5 separate regions of the Homo sapiens genome follow, and all the other regions are linked to region 3. A link is a loop called in an ENCODE intact Hi-C map of the cell type or tissue named here. Cell type or tissue: B cell. All regions are shown on one strand. Each heading gives the region's core, and the rest is flanking DNA. Links, peaks and the distances in the headings are about the cores only.

Region 1 (6,327 bases), core at 412-5,411, 56 kb after region 3:
TTTTCTCTGAAATGTATCCCAGTATTATTATTATCCTTGAGCACACAAATACACAGATCTGTGAATCTATAATGAGATCTTCCTATTTTTTTAGACTAAATTTTGCTTTGGTTAAATGTCTAAATTGCCTCTACTTAGATGCTGCCTAAATATGAACAAACAGTGGATCCCATTGGGGGAAAAAAAATCAGCTTTGAAGAGCTGACCTCCTAGTCAAGTTCATGTATTGTTTATATTCCAGGGAAAAAGTTGGTTCACAGGCTAACTTGGGGTCCTTGGTCTGCTGCCAGCAGAGGGTGAATGTGCTAATACTCTGCATCAAAGTGCAAGTTCAAATGCCCTTCCATTCCAGCCCCGTGTACTGGTCAAAGGATAAAGCATCGTTAAGCATCATGTCCAGAGACAGCCATCTGCCTGCCTCTCACCCAGAGGTGCCACATGTGATGACGGACAGGAAAAGAGAAAGGAAGTGAAGGTGCAAAACACTCCAATAGGGAAGTATCTGAATTAGAAAGAAAAACTAAGCTCGACAGCTGCCACTGAGTCCAACTCTTTAACCAGACAGAACTACCGCATTCTTAGACTGTTGTTTTTAGGAAAAGAGAGGAAGCTTGCAGAATTTGTATTGCCATGTCCAATGCTGTGCTCTCCCCACATGCCTATGAAACTCTCCTGTCAACAGAGCTTTTACCCTTGTCTTTTTCTCCTTTTCAGAATTTCTACTCCAAATCCCCAGCACACTTACAGCAGTGATCTCGGAGGCATTTCTATAGCCAATGCAAATTATATTTCTTTGTTTGCCTCCTAGAGATGAGATGGGAAAGGGAAAGACATGTAAAAGCCCCAAAGTGGCAACTCAAACCAAAACAGAGGATGAAAGCTCATAACATTTTTCACTAGTTCTCTGTGTAAATCCCCCCCTGCTAATTTAGAAAAGGCTTTGTGGTTTTTAATATTAAAAAGTAAAATAGATATATCCCTCTGCTGATGTTCATGAACTAAAGGTAGTTATACTTACTTTGCCAGTTAAAAAACATAGGTGAACACAACAAATCCCTTCAGGATAGACCATAAACTGTAAATAGGAAGAAAGTATATTAATCCATCTTTTGTTGTTAATAGGCCACATTTTTATATAAGAAGACTTGTTCCTCTTTCCAGCCATGGTACCACTGTGGAGTGAATGTAAACTCTGAGATAATTGACATCTAGTTTGAATAAAAGCACATAATATTTTAATGTTTTTTTTATACACATAAAGCCATTATTCCTGATTAGAAGCAAAAACCCTGAAAATACATCAAATTCTATATTCCCCTAAATCCCAAATTAGTCCCCTCAGCTGATAAAGAATGAATGGATAAAGATAGAAAGATCAACATACCAATTTGTGAGTTAGGCTGGTAAACTTTGCTTCATCCTAAAGCTCTTAGCCCAAACTGGAAGTACACAGTAACAGCCAACATTCAAGCCCCCTCTATAAATAAGATGAAATTTCAGGTCCTAATATTACTGTCATAGACAGTCTCAATCCATCTCTGAGTATGAAGTCAAATAAAATACACACGTAGTATTGTTGAGCAATATCCGTAACGTACTTTGTTAGATGAGGTGGAGAAAACAAAGTCATTAAAACTTGCTAATAAAGAAGCTGTGATCTAACTACATCAAAGTTGGAAAAGTCATTAGCAGAGAAAGAAGTAAAATGAGGATGCATTCCAGAATGACAGGAAAGGGGCTTAACAACAAAACACAGGTTGTGCGTCAACACATGAAAAATTACATCGCGTCAAAAATTCAGTAACATCAAGACTTACAGAAAACTTATCCTGGACATTGAAATTCTTGGATCAGAAGGAGAGAAACGGGAAGACTTGGAGCTGCAGTGAGACAGTGGGTGGTCTCTCCTGGGTACTGAAAGGGCAAGAAGAACCTGAAGAACAGGCCCTGCTGGCAGGCCCAAGCAAGAGCGGGGCAGGCCAGGGATTTTTGAAAGAAGCCAGATAACAGGACTTACACATTTTCATCTCAGGAGCTCTAAGAAGCAGGTCTTCTGCATCCACAGCTCGGTCAGTCCTGGTTTATTCTCCCCAGGGTGACCAAATGTCTCTCTACTGAGAGATCTTGGACTAGCCCATGTAACATACCCATGAATCTCCAACTTGTTATATCCAGCCACTTCCTCAGGCAATGGAGGGAGATTTCACTGACTGACCAACCCAGTTTTCCTCTACCAGTATCTCAGCATCAGCAAACTAACATCTGAAATGTCATTGTTGAAGCCACAGGAGCTACGAATGTATTCAAAAGCAAAGACGTGGGTAAGGAAACGTGGTGACTGAAATACAGCCTTAGGAAAGCAAATCCAGTCACTCAACTAATGTAAAAATATGAGCTAATGTTTCAATTCCTGATTTGGTAGAAAAAATGAGATTATATGAGGAACTAGAGGCACCGAGTATTCTCAAGAGGGCTGCTACTGAAAATACACACAATGAGGTCCACACAGTTGAAGTTATTTGTACTTTGAGCGATGATAGTCAAACACAGTTTGAATAACAATATTACAATGTAGCAAAGTTGTTACTAGCAAAACTCTGAAATTAGGCTGAGTAAAATCTCCCTATCTGAGTGATCTTGGGCATGTTCCTTAGTCTCTAAATCCAGGTCTGATCTGTCAATTTGAATTAATGCTAACCAGAATAATTGTCTACTCAGCATCTCATTGAGAAACCATGCTGCTTGACTTTCAGACTTCATGGTTCAGGTGGAGTTGGCCTGTGTTTCCTCCCGCTGCATCGTAGGGGTGACTGCTCAGACCTTGGCTATCAGTGACATGCTCTGGCAAGCCATGTGAGGATCCCCATCACCCCAAACATTGTTGCAACTTTCTCTTTCTCTGTTTCTCATTGGGGTTATTGAGGACCATTCCAATCTGGAACTGCCCATTTGTGTAGAGATTCTTCCTGCTGATCAAGCCAGGTAAGAACGCAAAGCTACGAGACTGGACAGAGTGAGAGACTGATGCCTAGAGACATCCTGTGAGCTTAAAGACTGTTATCCAGTGTTACCACAAGAGTCCATTTCTTGGTTCTCCTATTTTGAGGCAGGTTTTTGTCTAACCTAGCACATGGAGTTTTTGTATGTGTATGTGAGGAAGAAATGAGATAATGCTTATAACGTTATTTGTTACTGCACTGGGCATATAGCAAGTGCTTAATAAATGTGAGCTATTTTTATGTCCAGAAGGAAAGGCTCTTTATACTTCCCTTTCCAAGATGATACCATGAAAGATGGATAATTTTCATGAGACTCAAGGGTCTCTACCTTAAAAAAGATCATAATCTACAACAGACAATGTTAAGAACAGCTCAAAGACATAAAGTAGAATTCCCAAAAGGTGACAGATGACTTAACTGACAAATGAACTGAACAGAATATAATATTTAAATGTCACTAGAAGAAAGACCTTCAGGCAGAGCAGGTCATTGAAGGGCTTCATAGAAGTAATCATTGAGCTGGGTTTTTAGGAGCAGGAATAATCTGGAAGCCTGGAGAAAAGGATAGACAATACTTTAGCCATGGGTCAAGAAAAACATGGTGGTGGTGGTGCTAGAGCCAGGACACTCTCTGACCTGGAACACAGGGTATATGAGAAGAAGCCAGGGAAGAACAGCTGGAACAAAATGTTCAATGCAAATGACATGTTTTAAGGGCAAGTTTAATCATATTTCACAGAAGCTGGTTTTCACTGAGCTCATTTAGAGGTATAAAGGGTTGACACTAGGTACTCATGTAATTCATACTCAGTGAAATTCTAAAAATAATAAAAAATCAGAGGAATTATTTCAAAGATTTTTACAACCAAATCAGACATCTTTGGATGCTTTATATCATATTGCCGTTTTTTTTTTCTTTCCTTTTTCTTACTCCAACTGTCATGGTTCATTATTTACTCACGTGCTACAGCCAAACAAATAAAAATACATTCACAAATGAGCCCTAAGACATAGTGTAATAGATAATATTGTGGTTTTCTCCTCAATATCCCTTTCATTCCTTCCTCAGTATGTAAGAGCTATGCAGTTTGAGGGACTGACTCCAAACCCTGAAGTAGATTCTGCAAAGTTTAAGGCAACCATGGTAATCCCATCCTCCTTGCCAGTGATTGGTTGTAAATCCAGGCCTAAGCCACTCTATAAATAGCATTCACTTGGAAATGAGGTTTGGATCCAGGAATGGGCATACGACACTATGTGGGCCAAGGAAACAGGAATGAGATTTGCTTCTGGAAAACATTGCCTTACTGTTAAAGAGAGCCACTGGAAGAGATGGTCTCTTTCCCAAACTCTGTGGTCATCAGACCTGGAACTGCAGATGCTATCTGCATCCAATTCAAGAATATTGCTGATATACAGAGGAGAACAGAAATTAGGAATTGCAGAGATAAGGAGCTGAAACCATTGGAAAAGGCCAGCCCAATAATCTGCCCCATCTTTAATGTCTGGTTATGTGAAATATTACCTTTATTATTAAACTGGTTTGACTCTTTTTCAAAAAATACCCCAATTTCTTCTAAAAATACCCTGATGACTCAGTACATTTGTGATCTAATAATATATCGTATTTTTCTGCTCTCTGATTTGTCTTAGAGCTCCCAGAAGAAGACTACAAAAACTGGGCATCAGGGCAGGTGAACAGGTATGTATCTGAAAGCACCAGTCCAGGTTGATCCATTTCAGATCAGTAGAACATCATTCTCTGAAAAAATGGAGTAGTTGTCAGAGTTACCTAGATTGGCCCAGAAATTTCTGTCAAAAGAGGATCCTCCAAAATTATAGCACAACAAATGTTGTGTGTTTTTTTCTTTCATGAACACAAAACACTGGATCCCACACCTCCGCTAGAGTCCTCATTCCTCCTACATAGCACCTAGGAGAAGAAAGATTTTTTTTTTTAAGACAAAGTCTTGCTCTGTCACCAAGGCAGTACAGTGAAGTACAGTGGCACCATCTCAGCTCACTGCAACCTCCACCTCCTCGGTTAAGCAACTCTCCTCCCTCAGTTAAGCAACTCCTCCCAAGTAGCTGAGATTACAGGTGCACACCACCATGCCAGGCTAATTTTTTTGTATTTTAGTAGAGACAAGGCTTCACCATGTTTTGCCAGGCTGGTCTCAATCTCCTTACCTCAAGTGATCTGCCTGCCTTGGCCTCCCAATGTGCTGTGATTACAGGTGTGAGCCGCCATGCACAGCCGAGTAGGGGCATTTTATTCCCTAGTCATATTAGTGAAAAGAGTTCCTGAGAGATGAAGTCTAGACTCAAAAGAATTTTCTGAACAGCAAATGTTACAGACTCTAAAACTTTCTGTGTTTCATCACCAGTCATCATTTTGGGGTGCACTCTCTAAGAGTACAATTAACCATTTTAGTCAATTCTGCTATAGATTAGATTAGCTCAAGAAAATGATGCTAGCTATGCTGTGCTAGTGCTTACTCCCTTATTTCTAAAAAATAATTTTAAATGTTTAACCACAGAATGTATACATTTACATAAAGGTAATATCTAGAATGTATATGACAACTTCTAAGGGAGTTACTGTAGAAGATAAACATTGGCAAATGGTGATCAAAATAAAACAATGCATATCCAACTGAAATACCATGCTAAAAAAAAGTGAAACTCTATAGATAAGAGGCTGTAGAGACAGTAACTTGTAGCAAATTTGATCAGCACTTACCAAAAGGGAGCCAAAGATAAACTGTGAAAGAAGACTCTGCTATGGCATTAAGCCAAAGAAATGCTAAGATCAGAAACTGTATAAATGTATACATTATGGTTGATAGCTAAGAGATGATACTTTTCCATGCTTGAGGTGTGGTTCTCTAAAAATATCAGTAAAGCTTCTAACAGGCCTCACATGTACTAACATGATTTTAAATACCTTTATTTTGACAGGAAATTTGATAGTCCAAAATTAATACGTATTAGAGCTGAAAACTTTAAGCACATACAATAGCTCTGTCTATTTAGGCCTATAAATAAAGACAAAACCACTGACAATGAACATACCTAGTAACCAGAAAACAGCGCTTCTTGGAGAAATAGATGGAACAGGCTATGTACAGATGAGCTTAGAACATCTTAACATACCCAGTACACGCGAAGCTATCAAAGATAACTACAGCCATGTGAAAATACTCAAAAGCCAACTTGAAAGGGTTCCCATTGTCCAAAGATGAGACCATTTGAGCCTCAAAGGGTAAGGATTACAATAGACCTAAGCTATTGGAGAATGCTTAAATTCATGAATTCACAATGATAT
Region 2 (6,327 bases), core at 512-5,511, 370 kb after region 3:
GGAATTAGCATTCATTTGTATGTGACGAAGCATGGCCTTGCAAGGATTCCCTTGGCCCTAGCATGCCAGGAAACAGCAAGTTCCTGCTCCCAAAGTTGTCAAAGTACTAGCAGGGGGCCCACAGGCCTGGAGGTGCCCTGTGGACAGAGGGTTGACAGTTTCCCTGTGTCAGTCTGTGTGGAGCAGACCCCACCTCACCTAACATCTCGGCCTTAATTACAACTATCAAGTGCCACAACCTCAGTGAAGGAAGGGTTCCAATAATAGTCCTGGAACTAAGTTTCCTCACATGCCAGTGGAATGATATCTGAAAATAGAAATTAAGTTGAATTTTAGAAGAATGAATGGTAGTTTGCACACCTGAAGTGGGAGCCTGAAATTTAAATCCACCGTATTGCCTTAAAAAAACAAAACCCGAAAACTAAGAACCATAACTGCAGCAGCAGATGTATACATTCATTTAGCCCCTAAGTAGTTAACATTTAAAGTGTCAGATTAAGTTTTCTCCAAAACAATCAAGGGATATTTTCCCATCCCCTTATCTGACCCCCACTAAAGGTTTAAAGCCTAGAAAAAGAAGCCGTCAGATAGAATCACTTGAGCTCTTCCTCTGACGAAACCTCTCATAAAAGAGACTTATGCTATCCATTGTAGAGATCTCAGATATCTAAAATTTAGTGCATTGCCAGGTAGACACTGCATCCGGGGCCTTATCACAAAAGCAGAACTGATATCTAGAAAATACAGAATGCTCAAAACTTTTACTATCTGTCTGTTTATGCATCCTGAAGTCAAAATTTTGTAATCCCAATGAGAAGGAATATAAATTTTTTTTGGAGAGGAAAACAGATTCGAGTAAGTTAATATTATCCTGCACATATATTGTCTGTTCATTGTATTTTATGATTTACCTAAATTTTTTTCCCTCAAAATTAATCTGGTGAAATCACTGCTTTTCCCCCCAAGTGGATATAAAATAGGGTTGTGCATACAGGACTATTATATGTTCGTCCTATTTACAGCCTCATTTTTCTTCTTACTTCCCACACAACCACATCTTTGGCTTTCATGCCTCTATGGCTTTGCTCAACCAGGAGCACCTTTGTCCACTGGGTGTGGGGTAGATTTCTCTTCCTCAGCTAAATCCTCTTTCACTTTCCTCAAGGAGCCCCTCAGTCTCCTTTGCTCCCATCTCATTTTATGTAGGACTCTGGGGTAGCACACATTAAATGAGTGCTGTGGTCTGAATGTTTGTACCCACCTCATAACTCATATGCCAAAATTCCAACCCCTAAAGTGATGGTATTCAGAGATGGGGCCCTTGGGAGGTGATTAGGCCGTGAGGGCAGAGCCTTCGTAAGTGAAATTAGTGCCTTATAAAAGAGACCCCAGAGAGACTCTCATCCCTTCCACCATGTGAGGACACAGTGAGAAGGTACAGTCTGTGACCCAGAAAGGGGGCCCTCACCAGAGAGAGACTCTACCTTGATCTTGGACTTCCCAGCCTCTACAACTATGAGAAATCCATTTCTGTTGTTTATAAGCCACCCATTTGATGGCATTTTGTTTTAGCAACCCCAACAGAGTACGCGACAGTGACCCAGTCCCACTGGGAGCCTTTGTACTTAGTGTCTCTGCTGCCTAGAGTGTTCTTCCCTCCAGACAACCACACAGTTCACTTCTGTACCTTCTTCAGGTCGTTTTGCAGAGAGAGACAGAGACCTTATCTCATGACCCAAAATAAAAATATAGCCAACCTAATCCTCTCCTGGCCCAAGAGGCTTCTCTCCTCTCTCTGCTTTATGTTTTCTCCTTAGCATGTATCGTTATTGAACATACTATAGAGTTCACTCATTTTATGTGTTTATTTTATTTATCTAGATTATTGTCTGTCTACTCTAGTGTAAGATTTTTGGCCATTTTATTTATTATTTACCTTCTTATAACACCTGAAACACAGTAAACTCAATAAATATTTGTTGAATGAATGAATGAATGGGTGAGTGATGATTCTGCTCTTGCAATTACATGCTTATTCCCTTATCCATGTTCTACTCATCCTTATGTTTTCTTCAGCCCTTGGCACAGTGCTGGGTACAGAGAGAGGGTCCACAAATGTTTACTGAGTAAAGGACTGAAGTGAATTCACCGTGCCTTTTTTATAATTGAGATAGGATGGAGATTTCACCCTAATTTATGACATATTTTTATAATACCGTAAAATAACAGTACTTCCTGAGCAAAAGAGGCAGAGCTTTTTCACCAGCAAGTGGAAAGATATAAAGTATCCATAAATTGTTCTGGTAAAAAATGAGTATTTTAATACCTTTTTTTCAGTAAGACAACTCATGAAATTCCACAGCAAATATTTATTGAGTATCTAGTGTTTATTAGGCAGTTTATAATCACTAGGCTTCATACACAGTCAAATAATTTAAAGTCAGCTCCAAAGTGGACTGAAACAATAGAAGATGTAGAAGAGTTTTACTTTAATATTTCTTTAAAAAATATATTTCTGTCTAGAAATTCCAGTACTGTCCATTGGCTGCAAGTGAAGAAAAATAAAACCATAAAGTGAAATTCAAAACTTTAATAAAAGAGCAGAATCTAAAATATAGTAGCAGATAAAGCAGAAATAATAAATGAAACTGGATTGAACAAGAAGGCCATGCCACCTTGTGGGTACTGGGAGTATTTTACCATCCTCAATATCTCTCTACAGAAAGAGTGACCAATTACAGATTAAGAAACTGGGGAAACTTTCACTACCTTTTTCATGGTAAATAAAATACATAGTATTTACTTTTTGATGCTGTAGCCATTGGAAGCAGTTTTTTATCAAAATGCAATACATCTTAAGCCACTTTGATGAAAGAAATAGTCTGCAGGTGATGAGGTTGTAATGTTTTAAATAAAAAATAATCTTTTTAAATGAACTTGAACATCTATTTAAAGATGTGGTCATGTACTCTTTCCTTTTCATTTTTCTGAACAGAAGAGGTACATTGTTAATGAAAGAAAGTGTTTTAATAACAAAATCAACAACACATATACTCCTATGTAATGTCCTAAGGAATAATCGGAAATTTTAATGCCTGTGTAAACTTGTACCAATCCATAGTTTAAAATTTAGTTACAGATATTACGTAATGAGTAACATGATTTTTCCGAAAAATTAAAACTACTAACCATGAGGGTACAAAATGTCTCTGTTGCTTATAGATAAATCTATTATTCTTTTAAAATGAGAATTTGGAAAAAAAATTTTGCAGGTTAACAAGAATATGAAGCAACATAAGGTTTTCTAGAAGGCAAAAAATACAATTAATTGGCCGGGCACAGTGGCTCACGCCTGTAATCCCAGCACTTTGGGAGGCCGAGGCGGGCGGATCACGGGTCAGGAGATCGAGACCATCCTGGCTAACTCGGTGAAACCCCGTCTCCACTAAAAATACAAAAAATCAGTCGGGCACGGTGGCGGGTGCCTGTAGTCCCAGCTACTCGGGAGGCTGAGGCAGGACAATCACTTGAACTCAGGAGGCGGAGCTTGCAGTGAGCCGAGATCGCACCACTGCACTCCAGGCTGGGTGACAGAGTGAGACTATGTCTAAAAAAAAAAAAAAGAATACAATTAATTTTTCTTATAAGAAGACTTGTCGCTGATCTCAAATTAGAATCTTAGAATCATAAACTTTAAAACTGGAAAGTACCTTACATGGGGCAGGAGGACCAATGACTCATTCTAATGAATCCCTAGGCAGCTAAATTATTTCAACTGAGAAATTACCGGAAATCAACAAAAAAACTTCCTTATTGACAAAATACAATAAATAACAAAAACAGAGTTACTAGTATAATTGAATGCTAACTGGAAAGGGTCTTAGAGATCATTGAACCCAGGGTTTCCAAAAGATATCTGTGATACTCTATTCTTAAGAGATATTAAGGTATGTCACCAGACAAAAAAAATTTTGGAAAATACTGTACTAAAGTCAGGCATAGTGGCTCACACCTGTAATCCCAGCACTTTTGGAGGCAGAGGCAGGAAGATCGCTTGAGCTCAGGAGTTTGACACCAGCCTGAGCAACACAGCAACACAGGTGAGACCATGTCCCTACAAAAACAAGAAAAGAAAAGGGAAAAGAAAAGAAAGTTAAACCATGTGTCCAACTGCAGAACATTTCACAGATATCAATATGTCAGTGTACATTTGAACAGCATAGTATGCAGTAATTCTCAATTTATTTTATCACAAAATTACTTTTACTTTTGCAGACAACTTCACAGGTCTGAAGTACAAATTTGGGGAACTCTGAGCTAAACCAATTTCTTATTTTATAAAGAAGGGATTGACACCATGTTGGTATGTGACTTGCCCAACCCAACAAAACTGAATAATAGCAGAGGCAGGACTGGGGGTCAGTTTTCCTTAAAGTCAGGGATTTGTTCTTTGCATCATGTCATACTGCATCATTCTTTCCAAATTGTCATAATTCAAAACTACTGCTCTAAAAAGTAAATGTGTTTTTAAAAAAGTTCACTACAAATGTTTTTTCACAATTTTATGTTGTGTTTTATACAACCATTACCATCAAAGGACCAACATCCCCAACTCAGCCCCACCCCTAAAGCTGACACTTCCCAAATGACATCTTTGTGGTTTCCTCAAAGTGAGACCACCAGATAAGAATAGCAATACAAATTAGTTTGATTAACTATAGTGTTTCTGCCTCTTTGGGGTTCAAACCCAGATGTGTAGTCAAATTGGTTGGCTTCACAATGTTCATTTTGAGAAAGTGTTTTTGACTATAAATGAAGTGATTCAAATATTTAGAGAGAAATTTTCATGCTTACTCAGTGATGTGAAAAACCATGACATTTACCAAAAATAGGCACTCATATGTCTACCTCTGACTTTCATGTGGAGGAGTGGGTAGAAGGAGAAGATATGGGGTCTAGGGTTGAGTGCAATGAAGGTGTGTTGTCCTCAGGGTCACGGAATGAAGGTGTAAGTGAACTCAGTAACATATCTACAGTTCCTTAGCCATTGGGACATTGGCTTGGAAGCCCAAGGCTAGTCTGCAGATGGCTCCAGAATGTATTCTCCAGCCTCCTGGAATCCTGTTCTGGTGCAGATATGCATTAGGTTCTACTTAATAAAGCAATCTTGATTGTTTTAGGAGATGGACAGTCACATTGCTGTCTAGCAAACAAGGCATGCTGAACTTGACAAATTATTTTAAAAAGAAATGATACAGAACTCTGAGAACAAGAAACTATGACCTCAATTTAAGAGCTAGGAATACCCATTTTTCAGGATAGACTCCCATCCACTGATGCAATTTGTCCCTCTGAGGCATCTGTACTTCCTCCTCTTGTTCTCTGTATGCTCAAACGAAGGGAATTTAAGATTATGTTGGCAACACTACTGGAGCTGTTTTGTTTTTTTTTTTTTAAGCTAAATAAAAAGAAAATTTAAGACTCTCATTTGAACAACCTGGGTCCTAAAACCCTGCTGTTGAAAAATAGGTGGTGGTTTTGTTTTATTTTAAACTGTTTGCAATTGTCATCTTAATAGAATGCATTAACTAGACAATTGCTTGGCTTTCAAAGTACATTTTTCAAGCCCCTGTCAACTCAACTTTTTATAAAAAGAATGCAACAAAAAAATAGAAAAGAGAAATACTGAATATTAAATCTTTCTTCAACCCACTGTCTGATTCTCTTAAGGTCTCTGCTGATATTTTTAGGATTTTAGCACATATAAAATTTCATGGCTGTTTTAATATACATACAGGCTTGAAACAGATGAAAGCTTCCATCTGAATGATATAGATTCCCACTCCCACACGCAGTACTCAGACAAAACACATGAAACTAAGTTTAACTACTCCAGAGGAAAAAAAAAAGCTAATTCAATCCTGCCAGGATTTGAAGCTGAGATTCTAAGGATTTTAGGCTTTGCAAATCTGTTCTTTAGCTTTTTAACACACTCCCCTCTGTCAGAAGCTCTCACATGGAATCACATCTCAGGACTTGTCTGTGTTTATATAGTGAGTCTTCATTATTCAACATGGCTGCAATCCTAGAGGTCATGATAAACAATGCAATATCAAATAAGTGGGCAGAGGAGTTGGTTCTCTGGTGTAAGAAGGCAAAGTCCTTCAGGGAGGATTAATTTCTGTTCCTGAATTAGTGAGGAATCTGTGCACCAATGAAAAACATGACAATAAGGAATGAGGGCTTTCTATCCGTATATAGTCAAACCACATAAGACGGAAGGGACAGACATTTATTGAGACCTTATCATGTACTATGCATTGTACA
Region 3 (6,327 bases), core at 784-5,783:
GATGCAGTGCACGAGTATAGGTTCTGTGCAAAGATGGGAAGGAGAATCACGCATGTATCCTGCCTGCCTCCTCAGAATCCTGCAGTGATGAAGACGCCATCATCACAAGGAATTAGAATGCAAAGCAGGAGGTTCCAACGGAAGCACAGGGAAAATGCTACAGAAATTAAAAGGAGATAAGACTACCTACCCCACCAACCACAATTGAAACTGTACGCCTCAGCCAGGCTCGGTGGCTCACACCTGTAATCCTAGCACTTTGGGAGGCCGAGGCGGGTGGATTGCCTGAGCTCAGGAGTTCATGACCATCCTGGGCAACACGGTGAAACTCCATTTCTACTAAAACACAAAATCTTAGCTGGGCGTGGTGGCGTGGGCCTGTAATCCCAGCTACTCTGGAGGGTGACAAGAGAATTGCTTGAACCTGGGAGGCGGAGGTTGCAGTGAGGGTAGATTGTGCGACTGCACTCCAGCCTGGGTGACAGAGCGAGACTCCATCTCAAAAAAAAAAAAAAGAAAGAAGAAAAAAGAAAGCCTATTGAAATTGTATGCCTCAGTTTAGCCAAAACACCAAACAAATTTTCTATATTTTAAGACTTACATACTTTATTACAATCCCTTGTTTTGGGTTACCTACCTCCTTTGTCTGCCTATAAAATCCATGCCTTGTCTACTTTGTTCATTACCATATTTTCAAGACTGGCACAGTGTGTGGCACGTAACGGGCATCCAATAAATATTTGTTGAATGGATGAGTGAACTATTTTGTGATAATAAGAAGCAACTGAATCTGATTCTCTACAGGATGGTTTTCTGAGTTTCTTACTATCTTATTGAAAATCACCAATAAAACAGATGGGAGGTTTGTGTAAAAATGTGGGACACCTCAATAATTATAGATACTACATTTAATTAGCAAAATTGCTAAAACATAGCCAGGATCGAATGACTATTTTTATATAAAATTGAGGATTTCCTTTTACCAATAAGAAGCCTTCTTTGCAATCCAATAATCATTAGTGATTACAGTATTAATCACAAAGGTGATGCACAGGAAAATTCTCTGAAGTGTTCCTTTCTCCTCTTTGTTTTGTATCTTTCCCAAGAAATAATACTTAACTGCCAAAAAAAATTGTCCTTTCGGCGCCAATGGTCCCAGCTACTCGGGAGGCTGAGGCAGAAGAATGGTGTGAACCCAAGAGGTGGAGCTTGCAGTGAGCCAAGATCGCGCCACTGCACTCCAGCCTGGGCAACAGAGCGAGACTCCATCTCAAAAAAAAAAAAAATTGTCCTTTCACTGTCTTCCAAGAATGGTAATTTAGTTGTTGCTAATAAACATTATCAATAAAAGTGGAAGGTTACTACAGCAAGGATTACAAAGCAATAAATGGCAAGCATAGGTCATTAATCAAATCCACTTGAAGAACAGTTAAACCAGATAAAGTTAATTACCTTTACATTCAACTATTTGCTATCTAAATCATTTTGCTTCGTCAAACATTATCTAAAATAATATTTGCTACTATTTATTAAGCATTTATTTATAGACACTCTGGATAGTATTACATACATGCTTCTTCACTAAAGTCTCACGTTTACCTTAGAAAGGAGGTATATATCTATCCCCACTTCTCAGATAAAGAAAGTGAGGCATCAAAATTGTATCCTGGAAATTGAGGAATCCAAGTCCACCATGCTTTGAACCCCAGAAACATTTCTACTCCAACTATTCCATGCTTATCAGTACATAATGCAGTGACTACGTTTGCTTTGGCTTGAAATTCTCATATATTTCAAAAGGAAATTCTTCTTGGTAGTAGGGACAACTTTAAATTGAGCTTTTTCAAGTCAGTATAATGTGCAAAATACAAACTTAGTTACCTGAGTTGAAAACTATATCACATTATCCCATGAAAGAAGTCTTAAGCGATCTGATTCAAAATATCATTTTGATTATGGTGCAGAGGATTACTCATGAAGTTAAGGCTGGGTGAGGGCCTTGATGCTCCGGTCTTGCCGTTATCTGATGGATGAGTTAGGACACACACCACAGGATAATTTTGACTAATTTATCTACAGGCATCTTGCTCTTGCTTTCTCCCACTGTTCTCTCAAATGTCTTGGCAACATAATACCTTTTGAAATGTTTACAAGGGGCACTAAAGAAAATGGGCATGGAGGAAGAAGTTGTTCTTCTTGCTCCCCCTTAGCCATACTTTTGGGAAGAGATCTGAATAATTCAGACTCCAAAAACTGTACTCTTTCTATTGCAACATATTGCATTCCAATAATTTCTGCTGGTTTTAAGAAGTCAACAGAAACCCTGCTTTTGCATGCTCTCGTGCTCTTTTCTAAATTTAATTAATACATATTTTATCAAGGGATAAGGAAGAAGGCTAAGATTTTTTGTCATCAGCTTCTAAGACATCCAAATGATTCTAGACATACCCTACCTACTCTTGACCTGCAAAGACATTTGAATAGCCTTGAAAACAAAAAAGCTGTCTCTTTTCACCACACTTACATCATTCCCCAATTCTGGATTTAAAAATAGAATCTTCACTCACAACAACTAGATTTTTAGCTTATAATATGGGGAATAAAGGTCATAGGGAGAAAATGAAGAGGATTAGTGGAATTGTATAGAGAAAGAAAAGGAAGAAAAGAAAAAGGATGGCAGGGACGGAGGGAAGGGAGAAGCTGAATAAAATAAGGGAAGGAGACAGAATCTTTTTGTTATCCACAGCCTTTGGTAAAGTTACTTAGAAGTTTGCTTTAAAACAAAATTGCCTCTTTCAGTACTCAGTGATATTTTATTTCTGTGTAACTTCCTCCTCAAATAGGTTAATTACAGAGGCAATTAGTCTAGCTACACACAGGATGTCACTATTCCCTTATATAAATAGAACCAGCACACATGTTTCAGGCAGAGAAAAATATCTGTAAAGACCAAATTTCAAAATGTTATGGAATTCTGTGCAGTGAGATGCACTTTTGCCCAGTTTGGGTGAAATTTCGTGTTTTCATCATTCTTATTTGATGAATAGTCCTTATGTTTTATTATTCTCATGGAAATTCTTTATGTCAACTAGGAAAATCAGCTCAAATTATCATAAAAAGTCCAAAAAGTAGAGGGATCATGGCACTAGGTAACTGAACAGGAGTAAGGCCTTGTTAGCAAGGCAAATAGATAGGAAAAGGAGAGCTAGAACTAAAAAAGCTAATCTTATTATTAGTTTAAGCAAATATTCTGACCTATGCAGCCTCGAGGTTTTTTGTCTGAGTACTTCATTTTACATATTGAAAGTGTGGAAATTAGTAACTACTGTAGTTCTGAGATCTTAGTGGTTCATAGCGCAAGAGGCTTTTAAAGTGAGCTGTTCTAAAAACTGGATATATGTATCCCTGGGTCGCAAGATCCAGACTGAGTGATACACATGGAATTCACAGGAAAACTTGTTAAATCACTAATAATGGCATCCATTTTCGCCTGAAACCCCTAACTACTGATTATTGTTTATACATTTATCAAAACCAAAATGATAAAGTGCTCTTCAAAAGAATAAATTGCTATATCTAGTACTAAATACATATTCATAGAGGGCACTCCGTCCTTCTTGATGGTAGCTACCCAGGATGACAAAATTGAAAGACGCTGATGACACACTAAACATCTATGGTTCATTAACTCGCTTGTTTACTGTGGTTACAGTGAAAGCAAGGTCTTAGGTCAGCTCCTCGTATCGACCAGCACATTCCTTTCTCTTCTGTGGCCATAGAATATTCCATGCAGTTTTGACTGGCTCTCTCAAAAAAAAGTTTGCCATTGGTCACACCATGGCCTGAGAGAGGAAATTACATGACCATTACAACAACAAAAACAATGCAGATCCCATTTCTTGCTCAGTGATGGCCCCAGTGCATTCTTCTCATACATGAAACACTGCATGTTGCTTATAAATCAACCTAGAAAAATGTATGCTCGAGCCCTGAGATTACTCTGCCTGGGTGTGAATCCCGCCCCACCTCTTACTAGCTATTGAACCATGGCAAGTTATTCAATTTCTCTGTCTCCATTTCCTCAGCTGAAAAAGTGGGTATAATAATACTACCTGTTTCATGGGGTACTGTAGGAGGCTTAAATTATATAATACAAGCAAAGCCCAAGAACAATTCCTGGCACAAAGAAAGTCCTCAGTAAATGACAGGTACTCTAAGTATTCTGCACTGAAACAAACAGTGAACCAACAGTGATGAGGCTTTTTCAGGTTTTGTGTGTGTGTGTGTGTGTGTGCGCATGTGTGTGTGCGCATGCACGTGCGCACACGCACATGTGCATAAATATACAGGTCTTGCATTTAAATTTAAACCCCTATAAGAAAAAGTGGAATTTTAAACGATGGTTAAAATTGACAGGACAAACTGAGCCCTGTAAAGACCTCCATCAGCACTAGAATCTCCCCATAGTCTAGCCTGTCTGGTACAGCAGTCTCTCTGGGATTTCAGTTCAGGCTTACCTGAGTGTACAGCAGCAACAAGGTAGAATAGGCTTTCTTCTTCTACTCCAAGAGTCCAGAGCTACGCTGATGACACAGGGATGGGCAGAGACTGGAGTGATCTCCCTTCCAGAAGATGAACAGTGCCACTGAGAACCTAAATAACTGTTTTATAAGAGATCATTGGCTTTACTGCTTCTGTGTGACCTTTCTGTCCTATTTCCTCTAGAGGGTTTGATGGTGGGTGGGTAAGTCAACTATGCAGCTAAGTCAGCTAGGCAAATAAGTGTTTTGACTACAGTGCCTACAAATATAGAGATATGTGCATATGTATATTCTTTCCCATGCATGCACCAGGATAGCTCCAGAGTATGACAATTAAAAGTACGTTACAGAAGTCATAAGGGGCACATTTGGATATTTCCTTCAATATCACAGCCAAAAAAATAATGTTTGTTATTACAAGTCACACATACAGAGTGCTGAATTCAGTCCCATCATCTTTTCACTTGGGGATTTCCTGCTAAGATTTAGTCCTTTTGTGCAAGACAGTAACCTCTAGGTTTTAAAATTACTGGTCTTGTATTTTCAGTCACCGTAACAGCCTATTTGGACTGACTTCACGGGTAACCAGATCAATTGTGTAGACATTAATACTTAAGAGGGCGTGGGGAGAGGGAATCAACTGGAACACTCAGCCTATAAAATGGACGATAAAATCACTATCAGAATAGACACTATAAACAAAATAGAATTCTTCACAGCCCAGTTCTCCCTTACACAAATTAGTGCATAGTACAACTCAAATCAGCCCTGATGACAGGACTCTGTGATCAGGTAAGGAGTCGACACCAGGAAACTAATATTAACCTGGCTGGTCAGTTATAGGCGTGCTACCCTTTCCCCTCTAACTCAATACTTTAGATGAGTTTGATATTTAATAATTAGCTAGATATTTTATTCAGGGATTTTTCTCTCAAATTCTATAGGATCTCAGAAAGAAAATCACAGTGGGCTAAGAAACCACAGTGAAAAAAAAAAAAAAAAAAGGAGGGCTATTAGCATAACAGCATTATACATATAATAAAGTGTCTTGATCCACCAGTAGAATTAAGTGATTTGCAAGACCCAATTCCTCAAATTCATCATTCACAGATACGTAAAAACATGTAATCAAATATTATTCCTATTACACACTATATAAAAATATATGAAATATTTATTGATATTAAAACATTTATAATTATAGAGCTACTAACTTTATCCTTACTGTTATTTAAATAATGAAAATTCACCTGTGAAATAACATCTACTAAATTTTGATAAGTTGGTTTTACTCATGCTTTTTTCCTGTTTGCGCTGCTTTTTCCCCTTTTCTCTCTCACCAGACTCTTGGTTTTACTGAGCAAAAAAAAATTAGTAATAATTTAGATTCATTTTTTGGCTACATATATTTAATAGTTTCGCCTTCCCCTCTGTCTCTTCTTTCTGCCATCACTTCTGGAACACAGCCAGAAGCCATGCTGGAGCGGTGCCAGCATGCCCTGTTCTTTTGCAATTTGATTGCCTCTGTATACATCTCAGTTAGGCTTACCTAAGTCACCATTTACAATATTGAGTAGAAAGAGCAGGTTGAAATAGTCAGCATTTATAAGCCCACTGGTTACATGATACAAAATATATAGCCAAGTGTAGAATTTATAGCAATAACATTTATGTATCATGTTACTCCTAGGACAATCTAATTTATAAAGTGCCTATTGTGTATACATAAGGAATAATCATAAATCATTTACATTAAACAGTGTCAACTGTTTAACCCAACTTTCCC
Region 4 (6,327 bases), core at 652-5,651, 240 kb after region 3:
CCTCAGCCTCCTGAGTAGCTGGGATTATAGGCACCTGCCACCATGCCCGGCTATTTTGTATTTTTAGTAGAGATGGGGTTTTCACCACATTGGCCAGGCTGGTCTTGAACTCCTGACCTCAGGTGATCCGCCCACCTCGACCTCCCAAAGTGCTGGGATTGCAGGCATGAGCCACCACGCCTGGCCTGTTTGTTTTGAGACAGGGTCTCACTCTGTCGCCCATGCTGGAGTGCGGTGGCACGATCATGGCTCATTGAAGCCTCGACCTCCCTGGGCTCAGGTGATTCTCCCACCTCACCCTCCCAAGTAGCAGGGACTATGGGCGTATGCCACCACACCTGGTTAATTTTTTGTTTTGTGTTTTTGTAGAGACAGAGTTTCACTGTGTTGCCCAGTCTAGTCTCAAACTTCTGGGCTCAAGTGATCGCCCACCTCAGCCTCCCAAAGTTCTTATTTGCTGTCTCACCATCCTATCTATGTCTTCAGACAACTTTCTTCTCCAATCTGTATCATCTCCTTTCTTCTGTGTAGTCTGCAGGCTCTCACATTCGTCCTTTCCTGTTCAATCACCAAATTGTGTACATTCGCTCATCTTCAGTCACTGGCTTTTTGGTTCACAAATGTCGTTTTTCTTCTATTCTTATTAGTAAGTTTATTCTTGGATGAAAGTTTAGGAATTCATATTCAGTACATTGGAAACTTTGACAAAGCCATAAAAGATACACTACCATCTAGGGCTGCCGGATTTAGTAAAACAAAACAAAACAATGTTAATTTCTGACTTTTAAAAACGAATGATTTTTTAGTATAAGCATGCCCCATCAGTACTTTTGTAGTAAAAATTTATGTCATTTATCTGAAATTCAAATTTAGCTAGGTTTTCTATATTTTATGTGGCAACCCTACCACTACTACATTTGGTCACGTTCTCTGTTAATAAACAAATACTTACCAAATCCACACCGTACACATGAATAGCATAGTAGGCAATGTGAAAGACATCACATGTGTATAAAATCAATGCCTGCCCTCAAAGAATTCATAACGTAGAGGGTTAAGAATTTTTGAAAAAGTAATAAAGAATCAGAAAACAATGCAAAATAGCATATAATTAAATGTTTAACTGGTTCTAATTATAAGTCTAATATAAGTTCAGGTATTAATCTGGGTGGAAGAGCTCAGAAATTGCTCCCAGAGTAGAAGATGTGCTCTGGGTTGAAGGGGCAGAGTCCATGCTCCGAAGTGGGAAAAGAATTGTTCCCAGGTATTCTCCCATGCTTTCTTGCCTCTGACTTTTGATGCTATTCCTTTCTCCAGAAACAATCTTACCTGGACTTTAATGACACATACCTCTTGGGGGAGATCTCCCCTCTTTAAACACTCTATCTCACTTTCAATTTCCATGTTGATCGTACTCTACATTGATGTTCTGGCTAATTTTGGACATATCTCCTCGGGAATTATCTGCTTTTTGACAGAAAATGTTATGTCTGTACCGAGTGAAACTCCACAAACTTTGATGAAATTGAATGAGTTCATGAGTCCCAGACTGTTTCTGAATCTTCAATGATTGTTCTTTCATCTATTGATACACACACCTATCAGCACATGCACACACACACACACACACCCCAACGTGACCACAACTATGACTTTCACCATTAGGCTTCTTATAGGCAGAGATGGACATTTTTCTTCTGTGCATTCATGGCTTCCAATATCTCTGATATATACAGGTGTGCTATTACACTGCAATTATTTGGACACACATTAATTCCTTCCACTGTCCTGGGAACTTGCTGCCCTTTGTAGTCACTGTGTTTTCTCAGTTAAGTGTTGAAAAACAGAGTGGAAAAAAATCTCTCTAGGAGAAAAAAAAAGGATCTTTTTTTACATTTCCACTGTTTGTTGTTATATTAATTAAAGTAAATCATGCACTATAAATAACCATTATAATGTGTATTGAAGATCCTATTTATAGTAAAATAAATTATAGATTACATATAGATGACATGAAATGTGCATGTCATCTATGCATTATTTTTGGTTGCATATAATTTAACTTCCCAGTTATTATAAAACCTTCATTTGAGTTATCACCTCAGTATAATTTATTTTAATGTATATAGTACGAAAATATGTTACTCAGTTTTAAAATAACTGTATTTTTATGGTAATATTCAAGAAAACAATACTTATTTATAGGGTTTGGATCTGTTTGGGATTATTGTTTTGTAAATATTCGTTCTTGTCTATAGCAAAAATTTTTTCATGATGCTGAAAGTCCTTTCTACAAGCCTTTGTTAGCTGTATTTGGAAGATCTCCAGGCAGCACAAATTACTAAGAAACAACACAGGACTTCAAAAGCATGTTTATTTTCACTATAATATGGAATTCACTGTCACACATAGGTATTTTGAGGCCTTAACTCTCACTCATACAATAGGGGGTGTTCCTGTAAAAAGTTGTAATAATTTACCATAATTTTCTTCTTTTGTCTCCAAAGAATTTTTAATAGTATGCCTTCTAGGGGTGGAAAGCAAGAAGAAAAACCTAGTCAGGTACAATTAACTCCTCATGCAATGCAGTGATGCTCCACCAGGGCTGCAGATTAAAGTCGATGCAGAATTTTTAAAAAATTTCCGTGCTGCAACCACTCCAGACCTGCTGAATTCACATTGCTACAGGGGGCCCTCTAGGCATCAATAATTTCAAAAGTTATATGGTGAGTCTGGTACTCACCCATATGAAACCACTACTGCAGCTTTTACTCAAGGGAAATAATCTTTAGGAACCAGAAGTATGTTTTATTTGAGAAAGTAATTAGAATTATGAAAAATATGGTTGATGCAACATACGTGCTTTTTACAAATTATATCTCTTCTTTTCAACAGAACTAATTATTCTGCATTTTGATTAGGCTTCTTCTTATTCATAGAAATAGCTAAACAACTGACCTAATAGCACAGTTAATTATAATCATGAAATTTCATCAATTTGGCTACTGGTTATTTCTAACCAATTATTTTGATTATCTTTTAACAACTAAATAGGATTAGCTATTCTGCAATTCAAACTATTTTTCAGTAGGTTTAAAGAAAAAAACATTCTTGTCTTATTGACTTGGAATTTATTAAAAGAAAAATCATTACCATGATAAACAGTGATAATTATATATTTATATGTAATAAATCAACTCTGCAGTATGTTATTGATCTTCACATATCCCAATCCTTGTACTACTAATCACCTATGTTATATCACATTTCATTTATGTATTTATGATATTTATTATAAACTTCTATAAATCTATTTAATTCTCCCAATATTTCCTAAATATATCTTAAGAAAATAAAAAAGAGATGACCTTCTTCCTTACTGAACGAAACAGACAACAATCCAATTATCAACCCTAATACATTGAAATCAATCACATAAAAAATTGCATAGTATTTTTTGGAATGGTCATGGAAAGCATTACTTTATACAAATTCTCCTCTCACAACTAAAACAAATTTACCCATCTTTACAACCGTGGATTTGGCAAATTTTAGTATCAACAAGAACAACAAATCCTTCTGATCTTTGTGTCACAAATGTTTTCAAAACAACTTTTATGGATGATTTTGGCATCCATTGTATTATATAGTATTTAATTGACCTCATTTCAAAATAAACAAGGTCACTGTGAATTTAAATCATGTCTGGATAATTCCATGGTGTTTTAGGATGGAAGAACATTACCCCCTCTAGTGGATAAAGGCAAAATACATGTCCTTGATGGGTTGAAAAGACAGACTGGGTTTCCTTAAACCATCATCCCCTCTTAAGAGGTTGATGGATTAATTTCCTTACAACATACTTCATTCCAAGCATATTGTTCAGAAAAAGGTGCAATGTCACACATATTTCTTGTATTAAGATGTAAGAATGGTACTTGAAATTGAACACAATGCAATAAGGGAAATGTAATTTGTGCCAGGAGTTCTGTCTCATATTGAAAAGAATGGACTTACAGGACCTCAACCTAAAATGGTTACTTCTAGTGATCAAAGCACCATGCAAGGCATGTTCTTTCTAATCAAGAAAAAGAAAATATACGGAGAAATCAAATTCACATTTCCTCAACTAAGAATGTTTAATTATTAGGTAAACTTGAAATACGGCTTTAAAAATTCAGTTGAATGAGCTAGCCTTTGGACCACAGCATCTTTGTTTATTTAGGAAGTTGTTTAAAGTCCATTATTTATACTTTTCTATAAAAGAAACACATTTGTTTTTAGTTAATAACATAATATATGATATATATGTGTATATGTATCTACACACACACGCACAAATTTGGGAACTGGTTTATTTTCTGGAATTTATCTATCAGCAAATGGTCCATTAAGTTCTGCTCAAATATGAAGATTTAAGGTCATTCAACCCACTGTGATGATTGGCTTTAACTTCAGATAAGTAGAATAAACACATCCCTGCTCAAGTATAAACTAGTTTTGCTTTCCCTATTGTAAATCATCAAAGCCACGTTCTCAAAGCCAGTGTCTGATGAGCGTCTGTCACTATTGCGTCTATTGTGTTTATCACTAGTGAAGTGATGGCATCCTCAGTTACCTCATCACTAATAGACATTGTAAAAATATGCTGTATATGGTTTTGAATTACCCTTGATATTTTCCCCTTCATTAGGCCAACTTTGTTTGACCTATTTAATACACTTAAAAACATTTGCAAAGAGGAAATATCTGTATTTGTACCTACTTATACATACTCTGAGGCAGCCCACATAAGTGAGGCTTATCTCATGTTCTTGGTATCCCTCTTTATTTTCACGTGCATGGCTGTTATCCAATAGGCAAAAAGTTTGGGGGGCAAGATTTTAAGCTCCTTTCATGGAAAAGTAAAATCGTCAGCCAATCACATAAGCTGTATATCAAAATAAATCTGGAAATACTTACAAAGCAATTAATACCTTTATTAACTACCACAAGAGAACATGTTATAATTCACAAAATCATTTACACCTTAGAAGAACTTAAAATGTAGTTGGAGAAAATACTAAGATTGCGTCAACTAGAAGATTTAGTATCAGGAACAAACAGACAAATATATACATTTCTATAGTTGTCAAATAGCAAAGTATTTACAAATTATTGCCTCAGTTTCTTTATCTGTAAAGTGAAAATAAGATCTACTTATGTCACAGAATTTTTGGAAAGTTTTAATAAGACATGTTATTAAAACCAGCAAAGTGTTTGGCATACAACATGAAGTCAATAAATACTGATTTACTTGATCCTCACAAAAACCCTATATGGTTGAGAGGTTAGATATGATAAAACTTAATTTTACAGTAGAAAATCAGACTCAGAGAAGTTTTAAGATCGGTCAGAAGCTACATAAAGCTCAAATTTGTAGCTATGTATGCGTTTGTAAAACCATTATGAGCCATATAGGGAAGGAGAAAAATGAAGAGTGATTTAGAAGTGGTGAGTAAACAATTTTGACTGAAACAGAAGCCTTAAAATGAGTGGCTATACATAAAAAGATGGCAAAATAGACATGGACAATTTTTATTTATTTATTTATTTTTATTTATTATACTTTAAGTTCTGGGATATATATGCAGAACATGTAGGTTTGTTACATAGGTATACATGTGCCATGGTGGTTTGCTGCACCCATCAACCCGTCATCTACATTAGGTATTTCTCCTAATGTTATCCCTCCCCTAGCCTCCACCCCCGCCGACAGGCCCCGGTGTGTGATGTTCACCTCCTTGTGTCCATGTGTTCTCATTGTTCAACCCCCACTTATGAGTGAGAACGTGCCGTGTTCGGATTTCTGTTTCTGTGTTAGTTTGCTGAGAATGATAGTTTCCAGCTTCATCCATGTCCTAGCAAAGGACATGAACTCATCCTTTTTTCATGGCTGCTTAGTATTCCATGGTGTATATGTGCCAGATTTTCTTTATCCAGTCTATCATTGATGGGCATCTGGGTTGGTTCCAAGTCTTTGCTATTGTGTACAGTGCTGCAATAAACATACATGTGTACCATGCTAAGGAGTTAGGATTTTCTCTGAAGCTCAGCAGGGTCAAAGGCCTGTGGCAGCACAAATTGTAATTGAGGTACAAGAAGGGTCTGAAGCTAAGTTTTAGAAGTCTTTACATTGCACCAAAAGTGTGAACAACATGATCAAAATGATACTATAGTGGCAGTTTTCAGAAGGGTTAGGAAGGCAAAAAACACTGACAGCAGGGAAATAAGTTGGTAATATATTAACTTAGAATGAGATGGCACACAGGGAAGAACAACAGGATT
Region 5 (6,327 bases), core at 471-5,470, 420 kb after region 3:
AAAAAATTTATATTGCATCTGTACTGAATATATACAGACTTTTCTTGTCCTTACTCCCTTAACAATACGTTATAACCATTATTTACAAAGCATTGCATTCGGTTAGGTATTATAAGTAATAGAGCAATGATGTAAAGTAAACGAGAGGATGTATGTAAGTTATGTGCAAATACTACCACATTTTATGTCAGGGACTTGAACATCTTTGAATGTTGGTATCCAAAGGAGGTTCTGGAACTAATCAACAGATACCAAGCGTATTAGTCCGTTTTCATGCCGCTGATAAAGACACACCCAAGACTGGGTGATTTATAAAGAAAAAGAGGTTTAACTGACTCACAGTTCCACATGGCTGGGGAGGCCTCACAATCATGGCAGAAGACGAAAGGCACGTCTTACATGGTGGCAGGTAAGAGAGAGAATGAGACCCAAGGGAATGGGGAAAAACCCCTTATAAAAACATCAGATCTCATGAGACTGATTCACTATCATGAGAACAGTATGGGGCAAACCAGCTCCATGATTCAATTATCTCCCACTGGGTCCCTCCCACAACACGTGGGAATTATGGGGGCTACAATTCAACATGAGATTTGGGTGAGGACACAGCCAAACCATATCACCGAGGGACAAGTGTACCTGGAACATGCATGGCGCATAGCAGGCATTCAATATGTATTTGTTGAATGAATAGTCTGTGCATATTTAACATAAAGTTAACACAGATTTGCATGCTTTTCACTTAATCTAATTAGTGTGTAAAATTTTCTACCAGATCACATCACAATCTTAATTACGAAAAAGTTTTCCCTTAAATAAAGATACGAAGTGTAAAACTCCCTTTCACGACGTATTGCATAGACTTAGCCATTTATTAACATCTCTCCCCTACGGAAAAGGCAACTCCACTGGCTGCTATCTTAGTTTAAGGATCCAGTCTCCATGTTGAGGAAATATTGCTTGCTTATCGTTCAGATTATTGGTTCACTACAATTTAAGGGCCTAGAAATAGTTAGGAAATAACCTTAAAATAAGCAATTTACTCCTTCCCAAACAGAATCAAATCTGTTATTGAGTTTCTTTTTGGATCAATGAAAGCTGTCATGAGATTATACACTAGTTTTTAACTCCTTCATATAAAATAGAAAATGGTTACTTATGAAATAAACACAAACATTTCTTTTTAAAATGCTTTGTGACTTAATCATTGGACCAGAATTTTCTCTGGATCGATCAAGAATTTTTCTTTACATATCAGAGTTGATGACAGAAATAAGGCTGATTGTATAGAGCTTCAATAGAGGAAAAAATAATTCTCCTTAGAAAAATGAAAAAAATGAGAAAGTAAAACGTTTAAAACAATAAATTACATCTCTGAGTTGGACCTGAAAGGTTACTGTACTGAAGTCTTGTAATTACTTTTTTCAGTTCTACAATCAAAACCTATTAGGGCAATTTTATGTGGTTTTTCTTTTTTCTTCCTTTTTTTTTTTGTTTTGCCTAACATTCTTGAACTGAGTTCAAGTATTAAGTATTTCGCCATATGTCCTGTCAGTCACATATCTAAGACAGAATAAAATAAATGTATTCTCAGACTGTGTTTCACACTCTTCCAAAGTTTTTTTTTTTTTTTTCCCATGGAACTCACAGAGCTTTTAAATCTGGTTATTAGCCCTGATACTTTCTCCCTTTTCATCTTCCAAACCCTAGGCACAATCCCGCTGACCTCTTCTGCAGCTATTTGATTCCCAACACAATATTCAAACACAACTAGGGGCAGCCTTCCTTAATCAGGTCTGTCCCTGCAGAGTTTGGTTTGCTTTGTTTTAACAAGCAGGAGTCTTGATTTTCTACAAAGCTCTGCAAAGGTTGTTACAATCGGCGATTGAAGGAAACCGAAAACTGATTGCCAAAGAACTAATTGACCTATTTTTTGAGTCTTCATTAATTTCATTTTAGCTCAGTCATACGAACATTTAGTCAACATCTGTCTACCTTGCAGGCCTGGTGCCAAGCATTAGACAAATAAGACATGGCCCTGTTTATCGTAGAATAAATGCTACGGCGGAAACAGGTACAGAGTACTCTATAATACCAATGGGGTGTCGCACTGTTAGGCAGGCAGTGTTTTATTTCTATAGATTTTCAGGGTTTCTGTTCTGTTTTCAGTGTCTCTTTTCCTAGGAGTCAGAGAAAACTTTCTAGACAAAATCATGCCTGGGCCAAAATTTCAAAGTAAGTGTAAACTTGGCAAAACTAACTGGAAAGGGCATTCACAAATTCCATTGATTCATTTTTACCAATTTTATTTTTCTAAAAAAATGAAGAGGAGGAAGGTTGAGACCTAGTATCTAAAAGGAGACTGGATTATCTCTAAGTCTTAGTATATCTTGGTTTGTTTACCTTTGCTGAGCTCACTCGGGGTAAGCTGCAGTCCTATATTGAAAATGCTTGATTTATTTTGCTTGCTGTGGTGTAAACATCTTCATTAAAAAAATAGTTGCCCTGGTCTGAATTTTGAAAGTAAAATTAATATATTCTGGATTAAGTGTGAGTGAAATCGCATTTTAACTCAGTTAAAAGACATTCTTTTTAATAATCAGGTTTAAAATTTTGAATGACTATACATAAGATTTTTAAAAGAAGTATTCAGTTTGAATTTTGCTTGCTAATATCAGAAGAAACCCTACTTCTATGGAAAAGAGAACTGTATTCCATTTTCCTTAATCCTTTGTTAGTTTGTCTTCCTTAATGTACCCACTGTGGTTGTTTCTATAACATATGGGATTTTATACATTAAAGCAAAGCTGTGTTTGTAAAAAAGGAAAGAAAGAAAAGAAAAAAGAAAACTGCTGATTTTAAATTCCAGTTTTTATTCTATGTATACTATACTTGGTTATAAAAAAGTTACAGATCATTCAGTTTTGCCCAGATTTTACCCTACAGAAGTCCCTTTATTAAGAAATGAGATTTAATGAAAAGAAAAGTAGGGCTACTGTTTATGTGGCTGCAAATATCACTGGGGAAATATTTCATGTTTACATTTTGCTAAACTATTTATAGTGAGGACACATACTACAGTAAGGCCCTCTTTTCCCCATATAATGGATATCTTTGTGCCTTAATTCTACACACTTGCACAGTTTACATTTTTACCCAGTCTGCCCACATTTCATGCCACATTACTTTGTCCTCCAAAGCCTAGCTATATTGGAGCAACATCTTCTGGCAGAACAGAGACACTGAAAATCCAGAGAAATAAAACCCTGCCTGCCTAACAGTGTCTTAGATCGTTAGCAGGGAACACAGACCAAATTTAGCTATTTAACAAATCTCTCATTGATGATTATTGGGGTTTTTTCTTACCCTCACTATTGATCTTTGAAAGCTCTCAATTTTAAGCAACTGAGTTTCTTTCCCTGAATTAATGGTTAACACCTATTGCTGTGTTTTATCTATATTTTAACTATTTAGCATGGTGTATGAGTACACCATGTATGAATCTTCTAAAACAGTTCTTGCCTGAAGTATAGAATCAATGAGTGAACTTTGGAGTCCCTCTGGTGGTCATTTGAGTCAGTTTTAAATGAAACTGATCTCTTATAAGCCCTTAGATACCAGCCTCATCCATTGGCCATCTTATCTCTGCACCCCTACCCCCTCCCACCCTACTTCACTTTTACCACTCATCACACATAATTCCTCACGCTGCTCCTATGAAGCGCACAAATACAACGTAAATAATTTCTATAAATTTCTAATATTTGCTTGTGGAAACATTTTGCCCACAACATTGGATTTACAATAAAATGCTCTCCTGTTTTATGACGCTGCTGAAAATTAAAACTGTTGCCAGTTCCCTGATTCTTCAATAGGAAATCACAGCTTTGGTTTCTCCTTTCCTTAAGTAGATTTTACAAATTAATTGTAATTTTTAAAGCATATCTTTCTTCATGTGTGTGTGGCCCTTAATGACTTGTATTTCTTTTTAGTCACATGATTTAGTCTCTTTGAACATTAATTTCACTAAATTAAGAGCCCAAGTAGAAAACAGTTGTGCTCAGAATAAACAGTGATTTGGGGTAGTCACTGTGCAAATATATTGTCTTTCCCGTGATTCCTTCTTTTTACCTGTAGAGGAGCGATGTCTTCCTGGACTGGCCCTTGAGTGGTGGAGGAGGCTTTCAGGAAAAGTCTTGAACTGTGCTTAGAAGAGATTAAGAAGTCACTTACCTAGACGGAAGTGAGATGTCTTCTTGACATTATGTTTCGTCCCCTTGATAGTCCTGTCATTATCTATATTTCTAGTCTGTGGTCTTAGAATTTCAGAGCATTAAATGTTCAGTTCCCATGAGTTTGTGGTTTTTCTGAGTGGGTATGTATTTGCGTGCCTTCACTTTCAGTTGAAAGATATTCATCCTTCAGGGCTGTGTTTGCTTTTATTCAGAAAATAAGTATATTTAATGTACTGTTTTTGAAAAAGGAATGAAAACAGTGATTGAGCTGATATTGAGATCATCAAGTGTTTCTAAATCTCTCCAAACACATTGCTCCCTACATGCCCAGAAGGCACCATCTTTTCCTCTTAATATAATGGGTTTGCTTGAGTATCAAAATGCTGCATTATACAACACGAATCATCACACTGAAGATATCAATCACTTGTTTTATTAAATTAGAGTAAGAGAATTTAGTACAGAACAGAGGCAAAAAAAAAAAATTATTGCTGGGCATGGTGGCTCACACCTGTAATCACAGAGCTTTTGGAGGCTGAGGCAGGAGGATCTCTTGAGGCCAGGTGTTCATCACAGGCCCAGGCAATATAGTGAAACCCTGTCTCTACAAAAAAAAAAAAAAAAAAAATTAAATTAACCCATTATGTTGGTATACACCTCAGCTACTCAGGAGGCTGAGGCTGGAAGATGACTTGAGCCCAGGAGTTTGGGGTTTCAGTGAGCTATGATTGATTGCACCTCTGTACTCCAGCCTGGGTGACAGAGCAAGACCCTGTCTCTAAATAATCATCATAATACCACAGCACAGATCATGCTTTTAAGAGTTATAACAACCAAATATAAAAATCTACATATACACATGTTTTATACTATTCAAAAAATAGTCAAATAGATATAACCTTGTCCACTAGGAACAAAACACAAAGTTGCATTTGTTGAAAGTCGACATTAATTAAAGAAAACATATAATGAATAATTTGCAAGAAAAAAAGAATGTCATCTTTTGCTGCTTAAGTGTTGCACCGCACAACAGATGAAAAAACAAACAACAGCAGCATTACTTCTATTGCAGACATTTTTTTCCCTGTAGTTTCTGACCTCCAATTCACTTTCATACTCTGTGCTGCTTCGGGGCATTCAGTGTTTTGAAGGAGAGTTGATGTTTATATTTTAACATTTTTAAGAGAGGTAAATGATTCAATGTAGCAAAGAGAAAATAGGTTTCATTGTTCTTTGGGTTTTAAATAAGTAGTTACTGTTAAGTTATAGCAAGCAAATCTCCAACATCTTGCATTCATCACTATTCTGATGCAGTTTTTCAGAATCTGTAACAATGTGATTTATAGACTCATGAATAAATGTTTCAACTGTTGTCATATGGTCTTAATTATGTTAAATTAGAGGATCTGGCTGACAACACTAGAAACATGGATGCCTAGCACCATCTATTGTTCATGAACAAAACAACTGTATGGTAAATAAAGGGGAAAGTCCTTCCCCAGGTAGGACTTTCAGAGAGGGTTTGCATTAGTTTTCTACTGCTGCTGTAACGAAGTATCACGAACTTAAACAATGCAAATGTATTATCTTTGGGTTCTCAATATTGCTTATAGGTTAGAAGTCTGCAATGGGTCTCACTGCGCTAAAATTAAGGTGTCAGCAGGGCACTTAGGGGAGAATCTGTTTCCTTGCCATTTTTAGTCTACGGAAGACACAGCTTTGAGAGGCCACCAATATTCCTTGGCTTATAGCCATCTTCCTTCATCTTCAAAGCCAGCCATATTGCATCTCTTGAACCATTCATCCATAGTCACATTGCCCACTGATTCTAACCTCAGCTGGGAATGTTTCTCTGCTCTTAAGGAGAAGATTCAGGTGATTAGGTTGAGTCCATCCATACAACCTATCCAGGTTAATCTCCTCATCTCAAGGTCCTTAATCTTAATGATATCTGCAAAGTTCCTTTGTCCACATCATGTGACATATTCACAGGTTCCAGAAATTAAGACACAGACATCTTTTGGGAGGCCATTATTCTGCCTACCACAGGATACGAGAGAGCACTAATTAAAAACCATATCTAAATATACAA

What was found. Hi-C counts contacts between places; a loop is a spot of excess contacts. Peaks named below come from ENCODE experiments on the same cell type or tissue, not always from the same donor. Only the 100,000 strongest peaks of a DNase experiment are listed, where the experiment ranks them.
Region 1: a loop joins it to region 3, with 4 times the contacts of the local background. A loop is called at or near these places in 2 of 110 quality-filtered maps.
Region 2: a loop joins it to region 3, with 9 times the contacts of the local background. A loop is called at or near these places in 6 of 110 quality-filtered maps.
Region 4: it touches region 3 in a loop (5-fold over the local background); 11 of 110 quality-filtered maps call a loop at or near these places.
Region 5: it touches region 3 in a loop (17-fold over the local background); 6 of 110 quality-filtered maps call a loop at or near these places.

What each region holds. Positions count from the first base shown.
Region 1 is chr12:24,414,182-24,420,508 of GRCh38, forward strand. It overlaps a transcript of SOX5 not described here. Among named protein-coding and RNA genes, the nearest start is that of LINC00477, 170 kb to the right of the region's middle. In B cell, for the core only: no CTCF peak of the experiment used is centred there; DNase peaks (open chromatin) are centred at 470 and 2,440; H3K4me3 peaks cover 1,877 bases; H3K27ac peaks cover 2,301 bases.
Region 2 is chr12:24,725,892-24,732,218 of GRCh38, forward strand. All of the region lies in intron 1 of LOC124902897, which reads left to right. Among named protein-coding and RNA genes, the nearest start is that of BCAT1-AS1, 91 kb to the right of the region's middle. In B cell, for the core only: CTCF peaks have their summits at 2,671 (motif pointing left) and 2,871; DNase peaks (open chromatin) are centred at 2,700 and 4,710; H3K4me3 peaks cover 469 bases.
Region 3 is chr12:24,357,340-24,363,666 of GRCh38, forward strand. It overlaps a transcript of SOX5 not described here. Among named protein-coding and RNA genes, the nearest start is that of SOX5-AS1, 140 kb to the left of the region's middle. In B cell, for the core only: a CTCF peak has its summit at 2,909; DNase peaks (open chromatin) are centred at 2,972, 3,692, 4,382 and 4,502; H3K4me3 peaks cover 1,774 bases; H3K27ac peaks cover 1,583 bases.
Region 4 is chr12:24,593,238-24,599,564 of GRCh38, forward strand. No RefSeq gene overlaps it. Among named protein-coding and RNA genes, the nearest start is that of LINC00477, 12 kb to the left of the region's middle. In B cell, for the core only: CTCF peaks have their summits at 2,558, 3,738 and 3,946; a DNase peak (open chromatin) is centred at 3,854.
Region 5 is chr12:24,775,543-24,781,869 of GRCh38, forward strand. It overlaps LOC124902897, which reads left to right. Exons shown (of 5, transcript XR_007063242.1): 5 at 1-10. Among named protein-coding and RNA genes, the nearest start is that of BCAT1-AS1, 41 kb to the right of the region's middle. In B cell, for the core only: CTCF peaks have their summits at 3,530 (motif pointing left) and 3,730; a DNase peak (open chromatin) is centred at 3,559.